Linked DNA regions of Homo sapiens: region 1 is linked to region 2. Evidence: chromatin loops called from intact Hi-C (ENCODE). Cell type or tissue: pancreas. All regions are shown on one strand. Region 1 overlaps RBBP5 (RB binding protein 5, histone lysine methyltransferase complex subunit). Region 2 overlaps TMCC2 (transmembrane and coiled-coil domain family 2).

Region 1 (5,000 bases), 130 kb after region 2:
CAGTGGGGTTATCCTTTTATACCTTTTTCCTTGCTCATATAAACACACTTACACATACATTTGTTTATTTTTATTTTTATTTTTATTATTCTTTTTTTGAGACAGAGTTTCCCTCTTGTTGCCCAGGCTGGAGTGCAATGGTGTGACCTCGGCTCACTGCAACCTCTGCCTCCCAGGTTCAAGAGATTCCTCTGCCTCAGCCTCTGGAGTAGCTGGGATTACAGGCATGCGCCACCACGCCTGGCTAATTTTGTATTTTTAGTAGAGACAGGGTTTCTCCATGTTGGTCAGAGTGGTTTTGAACTCCCGACCTCAGGTGATCCACCTGCCTCAGCTTCCCAAAGTGCTGGGATTACAGGCATGAGCCACCACACGGGCTCTTTACACATAAATTTGTAAGGACTAGGCCGGGCGTGGTGGCTCATGCCTGTAATCTCAGCACTTTGGGAAGCTGAGGCAGGTGGATCCCTTGAGGTCAGAAGTTTGAGACCAGCCTGGCCAACATGGTAAAACCCTGTCTCTACTAAAAATACAAAATTAGCCGGGCATGGTGCCACATGCCTGTAATCCCAGCTGCTGCTCAGGAGGCTGGGGCAGGAGAAGCGCTTGAACTTGGGAAGCAGATGTTGCAGTGAGCCAAGATTGCACCACTGCCCTCCAGCCTGGGAGACAGACCGAGACTCCGTCTCAAACAAACAAACAAACAAAAAAAACCAGGCCGGTCGAAAAACAAAAAAAAACCCAAAAAAACTAAAACAAAGAAATAAAGAGAATTTCATGTTTAATCAACTGCTATTTGCTGTTGCAACCTAAATGCTGTTATTAGTCAGGAAGGGGTGTGATCGCTGCTTTTGTTAAAGGTTTCAAGGTTTCAAAGAGTAATTGTGATAATTTGACTGATATGAATTGACTCTTGCCTTTCCTTGCTCTTTTTCTTTTTGTTTTGAGACGGAGTCTTGTTCTGTCGCCCAGGTTGGAGTGCAGTGGCACGATCTCAGCTCACTGCAACCTCCGTCTCCCAGGTTCAAGTGATTCTCCTGCTTCAGCCTCCTGAGTAGCTGGGATTACAGGTGCACACCACCACACCTGGCTAATTTTTGTATTTTTAGTAGAGACGGGGTTTCACCATTTTGGCTAGGCCGGTCTTGAACTCCCTTGTGATCTGCCGCAACTTGGCCTCCCAAAGTTCTGGGATTACAGGCGTGAGCCACCGAGCCCGGCTCCTTGCTCTTACCTTAGTAAATTTGGAAATAAATTGTGAAATGCCCAAAAGGTGTGATGGAGAAAGACTGTTGCTAACTTGGATATGTCAACAGTTCTCAAACTTTTTAGTATCAGGATCCTATTATACTTTTAAGAAGTAGAGGGTCCCCAGAGAGTTTTTGTTTATGTAGGTGATATCTACCTACCAGTGTTTACCAATTTAGAAGTTAAAACTGAGATAATATTTTTAAAGCATATTATATAGAAATAACCATAATAAATCCATTACATGTTTATGTGAGTAGTTATTTTGTTTTCAAAAACAAAGTATTTAGTGAGGAAAATGCCACTGTTGTGACATTTTTACAAATCTCTTCAATGTTTGCCTGAATAGAAGTTGGGGGACTTCTCACATCTGCTTCTGCCCTCACTCTGTTTCAATATCCCAGGTCATATAGTCTCAGGAAAACGCATCTGTATATTTCCGAGATAATGAGAGTAAACAAGTCATCTTAGCAGGATCTTGAAAATCCGTATGGCCTCATGGAATGCCTGAAAGGGCATCATATCCCCCTTTTCGTTTTGTCAGCCACTGCTATACACTGTTCGTGAGTTGTATGATCCTTGCTATGTGGTACATGTGCCATCAACTCTTTCTTTGCTTTGTTGCAGAGTCCTTTGGGCAGAACTATCCAGAGGTAAGAGTATAGTATTGTGGTGATTTTAGGAACATAGTAACTTCTGGGTGTTTATGTTAGAACAGAAAATACTTTTTGATCCTTGTGTTTTGACAGAGAAGCATTAAGTGTGATAATATATCTTATGCTATAATAAGGAGCTAGTGTACAATTTTGATCAGGGAGGAAATAGGCAATGTGGGCTAGAAATCTTACCATGATGTTGTAATCTTACAGTTCATTTTCCTTTAAATAAAAGAAAAACTTTCATTGAAGGATTTTTCACAAACACCACCATCATAGGTTTGTGCTTTTCTCGTTTTGATCAATGTTTTTATGTAGTAAAGCAAAATGTATGCTATAGATGTGCTTTACTTTTTTAATTGTAAAACTATTTTATAACACTTGAATGTTTGAGGATAGACATTGTGGTTATTTTAAATAGCTTGGTATTGATATGAAATAATTTGACTTCTCTAATGTTATGCATTGTAGGCTATTCCAGGGTTTTTCTTTTTTAATTATTTAAAAAATTCTTTTAAATTCTTTTTGTTTAAATTCTTTTTGTTTTAAATTCTTGGAATAAATTCCCAGAATTACAATGACTGCATCAATAGATATGACTTTTTAAATACTTCTGTTATATTTTGCCCATTTGCCCTCCAGAAAGTTTATACAAAGTTATAGTAGTGATGTAAGGGATTGATCACATCTGTTTCCAGAATCCATGGTTAGCTTTAATAAATGTTCCTTCATTTTGGCTATTTTAATAGATATAAGAAGACACAGAGAGATTATTTGGTATGCAGTGTAATTTATATTCAATAAAAGTATCACAAGTGATAAAGAACCTTTAGGAAATAATTTGGATACCTGGCTATTGTTGCCTCTATTCTTGTATTTGTTTCAATTTTTAGGAAGCTGATGGAACTTTGGATTGTATCAGCATGGCTTTGACTTGCACCTTTAACAGGTGGGGCACACTGCTTGCAGTTGGCTGTAATGATGGCCGAATTGTCATCTGGGATTTCTTGACAAGAGGCATTGCTAAAATAATTAGTGCACACATCCATCCAGTGTGTTCTTTATGGTAAGACATTTTTTAATTAATATTTAAATATGAGGAGAATGAATGATGACTATATATTTGCAAATCTCATTGTAGATATTTTAATACTTAGATTTTTAAATATTCAGCCATTAGTAATACAGTTTATCATGGTTTATGTAGATCCTGAGTCCATGCTGTCCTTGAAGCACCTTTCTTGGGAGAAATTCATTGTATTATGGATCTGTATCAGGCGCTGAGAATATCTCAATACTGAAATGAAATATTTTCAGATTGTAATTGTAGTATAATTGTGATATTGACTTTTCATTTAGAATAAAAAGTCTCGGTTAGGACAGAAGCTTGGAAGTCATCGAGTCCAGTTTTGTGCAGTTTACTGAATTCCAGTAATTTTAGTGGTCACAAGTATGACTATTCCTTCAATGAAATATAGTTATTAAGGCTTTATAGAAAACGTAAAAACAGTTGAAATCTGCTGTAACATAAATTCCCATTGATTTCACTCTTGCTCTCTGAAACTATTTGCTTCAGAAAATTTTATTTTGGGGCAGCATTTTTTTTAAATGAACTTGGGGCCAACAAAAGGACCTAATCAGATCAAGGTTAAGTCTATCTCCTTTTGTCTAAATGGTATTATAAAGCACTGGATTGGGAGGAGGCCTGAATCACAGTAAAGTTTGGCCAGTAAAGTACTGGTGGCCTGGGCCAAAACTTTTCTTTCATATCCAATAATCCAGGAAGCACTGGCCTGGATGATCTCTTAGGTTCCTTCCACCGCCTTTCTGTTTCTTTTTTGTTGTATTCTTGCAATAAAGATTCAAATAGGGCCAGGCGCGGTGGTTCACGCCTGTAATCCCAGCACTTTGGGAGGCTGAGGCGGGTAGGTCACTTGAGGTCAGGAGTTTGAGACTGGCCTGGCCAACATGGTGAAACCCCGTCTCTACTAAAAATACAAAAATTCGCCAGGCATGTTGGCGGGTGCCTGTAATCCCAGCTACTTGGGAGGCTGAGGCAGGAGAATCGCTTGAACCTGGAAGGCAGAGGTTGCAGTGAGCTGAGATTGTGCCACTGCACTCTAGCCTGGGCAACAGAGTGAGACTCTGTTTCAAAAAAAAAAAAAAAATACACATTTTTATGTGTGTGTGTATGTGTTTCACATAATATAAAATTTCGAGTGTACAATTCACAAGTTTTTATATATTCAGAGTTGTGCAACCATCATCACAATATAATTTTAGAACTCCTGGCGAGATGCGTTGGCTCATGCCTATAATCCCAGCGCTTTGGGAGGCTGAGATGAGAGGATTCCTTGAGCCCAGGAGACCAACATAGTGAGACCTCATCTCTACAAAAAGTAAAAAAATTAGCTGGGTGTATGGTGCACATCTGTAGTCCTGGCTACTTAGGAAGCTGAAGTGGGAGAATCACTTGAACACAGGAGTTCTAGGCTGTAATGAGCCATGATTGTGCCACTGCACTCCAGTGCCTGGGTGACAATAAACCTTGTCTCTTAAAAAAAAAAAGAACTCTTACCTATTAAAAATATGTGTGTTTTTATTATATACTAATATATACTTATTCTAGAAAATCATGGAAAATAAAACAAAATAGAGATAACTAGTATTTTCTGTAGTCCTCCTAACCAGATACTACTACTTTGTACGTATAGATTTTTGTTGTTGTTGCTGAGACAGGGTCTTGCTCTGTGGCCCAGGCTGGAGTGCAGTGGCTAGTCACAGGCACGATCACAGTTCACTGCAACCTTGAAATCCCAGGCTCAAGTGATCCTCCCGCGTAGCTAGGTCTACAGATGTGCGCCACCATGCCTGGCTAATTTTAAAAAATTTTTTATAGAGACAGGGTCTTGCTGTGTTGCTCAGGCTTGTCTTGAACTCCTGGCTTCAATCGATCCTCCTGCCTCAGCCTCCCAAAGTGCTGGGATTACAGGTGTGAGCCACCATGTCTGCCCAGTTTCTAGATATGATTTTTTAAAGCATAGTTTGTAATTGTGCTATATTCTGTATTTTGCTTTTCCCTCCTAATACTGTCTC
Region 2 (5,000 bases):
AAAAGGACATGAGTGGCACCTCTTGGGGGGCATGCCCATAAGCCATTGAGCCCCTGAGAAGTCAGTGGACAGGCACAGGGCCCAGATTATATTTGGATCTGAAGCTACCTTCTCAGGCAATGAAGAAACCTTATACAATGAAGTTAATGTTACAGAGCACTTGTCTTTCCAGGGCAGGATTCGCCTTTCCAGATGCCCAAAGGAGGCCTCCTGGTCACAGTATCACCTTGGGTCTAATTTAGCTCTTGCTGAGCCTGATGAATTATTCACTAGCTATGGACACTAGCTCAGCTCTAGGGTCCCAGTGGTGGGGTATCTGGAGAACTGTAAGGAAGAGGAAATGGAAAGGAAGAGTGAGAACTCCCAGAATCAGACCTGGAGGGGGATCAAAGAGGACAAAAGCAGCAGCGGGCAGGAGGCCTCTAGGTTGGCCTCTGGAAGATTTGGGAAATGGGCTAGGGGTCCAAGAGCCTGTCCCTGGACAGAGAAGGGAGGTAGGAAAAGGCTGTCCCCAGAAATGACACTCACTTCCCCCAACTCCCTACTGCAGCTCAGGGGAGCTTCTGATTCCCTAGGAGCCTAGAAGGAATGCAATAGGGTGTGTACATTCAGTCATTCAGTTTTACTTCTATTTCAGCGCCCTCTGCTCTGTGGGATATACAGAGAAAGCCCAAAATATGCCTATGAAAAGAAGAGGCAGAAGCAGGGATCAGGTTAATGATGCTGTATATCCATTGCCTCATCTGGCACCCCAGAGGGGACTGGGGTCACGTTTCTCATCTCAGGGATGTGGCAGATCCAGGGAAGAACGTGCTGGGTAGCCGGGGAGACCTGAGCCAACTCCCATGACCCAGCCCACATCATCAGTGCCGGCTCCTTGCCGTCTGGAACCCGATGACAGACAGCTCCTCTTGCTGACTGCTACCAGCTCTGGCATAGGGGTCTGACACCTGAAACCTGAGTGCACCTTCCCCTTGGGCAAGCTTGGAAAGCCCAGGCAGATACCTGGCTGGCCTCTCCCACCTGTGTCTGCAGACAGACAGCTTGTCTCCCACCAAGTTTTGCCTGAGCTTAGGGACAAAGGCGTCAACAAGGCATGACCTTACATCTTGGCTAGGTAACTTGGAAGTTATCTAATTTTGCCCCCTCTATCCTGGTGATTTCTGTACTCCCAGATGCCAGAGCTAATCTGGAGAATACTGGATATTTTCTTTTTTTTCTTTTTCTGAGACGGAGTTTCCCTTTTGTTGCCCAGTCTGGAGTGTAATGGCGCGATCTCAGCTCACTGCAATCTTCACCTCCTAGGTTCAAGCGATTCTCCTGTCTCAGCCTCCCGAGTAGCTGGGATTACAGACGCCCACCACCACGCCCGGCTAGTTTTTGTATTTTTAGTAGAGACGGGGTTTCCTCATGTTGGCCAGGGTGGTCTCGGACGCCTGACCTCAGGTGATACACCCACCTCGGCCTCCCAAAGTGCTGGGATTACAGGCACGAGCCACCGTGCCCGGCCGATATTTTCAATCTAGAAAGAAAGTCAGTGGGTGTTAGTGGGGAAAAGATGCATAAAGGCTAATTCTGGAGGCCAGTTACCTGGTGGCTGATTCTGTCTGAAAAGTCAAGAGGACGCTGCAGCTTATGATCTCTGGTGTCAGAGCTTTAGGTCAGAAACAGAGTCCTCACTATGGGCCCCTCTCCTAATCAGACAGGACCCCTACAAGGCAAGGGCTTCACCTGAACATGAGGAATTCAAATCAGACTAAAGGAAGAAACTTCTCGGATCTCCAGGCACAAGAGGATATACAGCTGTGCTGGGACCCCAAGGCCTCTGGGTAATAGGGGCTTTGAGTCACTGAGACAGGGAGCAGCAATTCATGGCAAATCACACAGCTGCCCTGCCCTGGCCTGGCGAGCCACTGGCAGCACAGGCACGGCCTTGAAAGGCTCCTCTGAGGCTGCTGGTCTGGCTGCCTCTGGCTCTCCCTCTGCCCAAGGGACCTTTCCATGCAGAGAGGAAGAAAGAAGGGCAGAAGAGATGAGATGGGATGGAGGAGGGGAACAGAGGAGGCAGTTGCCCTCCACCACTCCTGGGTGTGAGGAAGGGCAGGCCGGCAGAGGCTGGCGCATGTACCTGCGTGGTGGTGTGCTCAGAAGGTGGATGCATTCGTGTGAACAGGCAGAGTGGCCCGTCTGGGCCCCTTCAGCCTCCCATGCAACCTGGCCTACAAGTTCAGTTATACCAGGGGCCCCCACGGCCGGCTGGCTGAGCGGTCATGTTTGGAAACCTCTCTCAGCAGAGCCCGCCCCACCCACCTCTGAACCAGCAGACTCCCAGACATAAACAAACCAAGGCCCCTGGGCAGCTGCCAAGATCTGTCTTCTTGGCAAGAGCCAGGGGTTGGGGGGGCCCCTCACTCACCATCCTTCAGAGTAAACAGGGGTGCTTATTTATGCTGGGGCAGAGAAGAAATCTTGTTGGATAAATCTGGTGTGGGAGTGGACGGAGAGCACAGGGCATTCAGAGTCTGCTCTCGCTTAGGTGATGGGCTGAACTCCACTGGTTTCCCTGTCTGGAGCCTGGAGATAACACCATGAGGCCACAGGGAAGCATCCAGTCAGGACGTTGTCATCTCTCCACCCTCCTCACTTCACCTGCAGCACGACTGGGGAGATCTTGGCCCTCTCTTCCTTCCTGCCTGCTCTCAAAGTGGGGCCTGTCATAAGAGTCCTCCTGTCCCCAGCACCTCCACAGAGTCTCCTGAAGCTGTCCAGAAGCCCTCCCAGCTCTGCCCCGTGCTGCTTCTCAGCCACACTGCAGGAGGGGAAGGGGTGAGCAGGACACAGTCAGGGGCTGGCTGGCTGTAAATCCAGCACTCCTGTGCTGCGTCCCCTTCCTGACACTCCATGCACAAGCCCAGGGATCAGCTGGGGAGAGGTTCTGAACAAGGAGAGAAGGGATTGATGCCTAACCAGGCCTGGGAGAGATGAGAGAAGGAGAAATACAACCCTCTGACCCTAGGTTTTCCAGGAACTGCTGTTAAAAAAAAAAAAGAAGAGGGAGAAGAGGGTGGGGACCTCATCTGTTTTCTGAGGAGCCAGGTGGCCCAAGGCCATCTCCACTGGACGTATAACCAGTGGTTCCCTTTCTAGTCCCCGGGGCTTGTGCCTCCCAGAGGTTAAGGCAACACATGGATGGAAAACCTGCATTCTCTAATCACCTGCCAATGCCCAAGTGCACCCACAATTGATGACAACTTTTTCCCCACTTTACAAATCTAAGACATAGAGAGCAGTTACTTTTCTGTGTCGCATACATACTAGAAAGCAGAATGGCGAGGCTGAGATGACGATTTTTTTAAAATGGAGATGGGGTCTCAATCTGTCACCCAGGCTGGAGTGCAGTGGTGCAATCACGCCTGACTGCAGCTTCAACCTCGTGGGCTCAAGTGATCCTCCCACCTCAGCCTCCCAAGCAGCTAGGACTACAGGTGCACGCTACCACACCCGGCTAATTTTTAAATTCTTTTTGTAGAGACAGGGTCTCACCATGTTGCCCAGGCTGGTCTCAAACTCCTAGGCTCAACTGATCCACGCAAATCAGCCTCCCAAAGTGCTAGGATTACAGGCAGGAGCCACCTTGCCCAGCCAAGAATGTTTTGTTTTTGTTTTTGTTTTTAAACAGGGAAGTAATTGAAGGCACAACCTCAAAGACAACTAAGTGGATCTAGCAGGAATAACCAACAGCCAAATTACCATCACCAAGGCTGAGCTGCTTCCCTGGACCGTGAGCCCCTATCTGTCCCCCGTCACACCCTGCTCCCTTTGGGGCTTGAGGTCTCCTACTTTCTTGGGGTGGGGCTGGGGTGAGCCTCTCCAGGACAGCTGAGGAAATTTAGCTGCCTCCAGGGTGTTTCGGTAACTCAACCCCGCCAGGGCTGGACTCAACCCTGCCAGGGCTGCTCTGGTCCGAAAGCCAGCTGGTGAGTTCTAAACAATGGCAGGGGGTGTGGGGGAGTGGGGGAGGCTTATGAATTAAAAATAGATGCTAGTAACCGCCAGGGATCTTGCAGAGAGCATGTGGGGCTGTGTTTACTAGGGAGAGAAGAATACCTCCTATTCATGCCCAGAGATCAGGGCAGAACCACTACTGCTTCTCACACCAGCCCAGGGCCTCTGGGTCTGGGGGAGTCAGCTGACAGAGCAGGGTTTACCGATGGCTGGAAGACCTTTTTCCTCTGTGACAGGGAAGCAACCTTTCTCTCCTCAGGACCCCCAGGGCCACGCCCATTCCTGGAAGGACAGCTCCAGGTCAGGAAATCTATGCAACTGAAGGGGAAATGGCAACCAAGAGATAAAATCATCCCACTCGGGCTGAGGCAAACCTGCTCTCCATAGACTTTGCATAAAATGGTCCCCAGCCGGGTTCAGTGACGTCACCTCTCAGATGAGTCTTGGGTACAGACTAGGATCCCTTGTCTCCCTGCCAAGACCTAGCTGGGTGCCATAGGCAAGCAGTCTCTTTTCCTCTAGGCCTTAGTCTACTCATCTGTAAAATGGAGATAACACCTGCTCTGCCAACTTCACAGGTATGTTATAAAGATCAACCAGGCCATACACCTAACAAAGCTGAGGGTTCTAAAGAAGGATATAAAATAGTCACAAGAACAACCATTTCCCCCATGATCACCCTGAACCCAGGGAACCGTCCCCTCATCAGGTCACCCAAAGTGTCTGGGTCTCGTCTTCCATAAGCAGCAAAAAAAGAGTTCCTCCCTCCCATCTGGATATCTTGGGCACAGTGAGCCACATGGCAGAGCCCCACAGAGAAGCTCCCCAGCTAATGAGCCTGCCCCACTTCCCCCAGGCCCCTGCAAACATCCACAGTCCTTCACCAGCTTCCGACAGTGCCCACTGCCCACCCCAACGTCTTCCCCCTGCTCAGGAGGTCTTCATGGGAGCCCTAGGCAACCAAAGACAGCAAGGTTCACGTTTTCCCTCCTCAT

What was found. Peaks named below come from ENCODE experiments on the same cell type or tissue, not always from the same donor. Only the 100,000 strongest peaks of a DNase experiment are listed, where the experiment ranks them.
Region 1: it touches region 2 in a loop (2.2-fold over the local background); 56 of 110 quality-filtered maps call a loop at or near these places.

Annotation. Positions count from the first base shown.
Region 1 is chr1:205,112,759-205,117,758 of GRCh38, reverse strand. RBBP5 (RB binding protein 5, histone lysine methyltransferase complex subunit) reads left to right here. Exons shown (of 14, transcript NM_005057.4): 2 at 1,876-1,901; 3 at 2,798-2,970. Among named protein-coding and RNA genes, the nearest start is that of RBBP5, 6.7 kb to the left of the region's middle. In pancreas, no CTCF peak of the experiment used is centred here; no DNase peak of the experiment used is centred here.
Region 2 is chr1:205,246,769-205,251,768 of GRCh38, reverse strand. All of the region lies in intron 2 of TMCC2 (transmembrane and coiled-coil domain family 2), which reads right to left. Among named protein-coding and RNA genes, the nearest start is that of TMCC2-AS1, 12 kb to the right of the region's middle. RefSeq lists a silencer at 1-8. In pancreas, no CTCF peak of the experiment used is centred here; DNase peaks (open chromatin) are centred at 1,918 and 2,308; H3K27ac peaks cover 627 bases.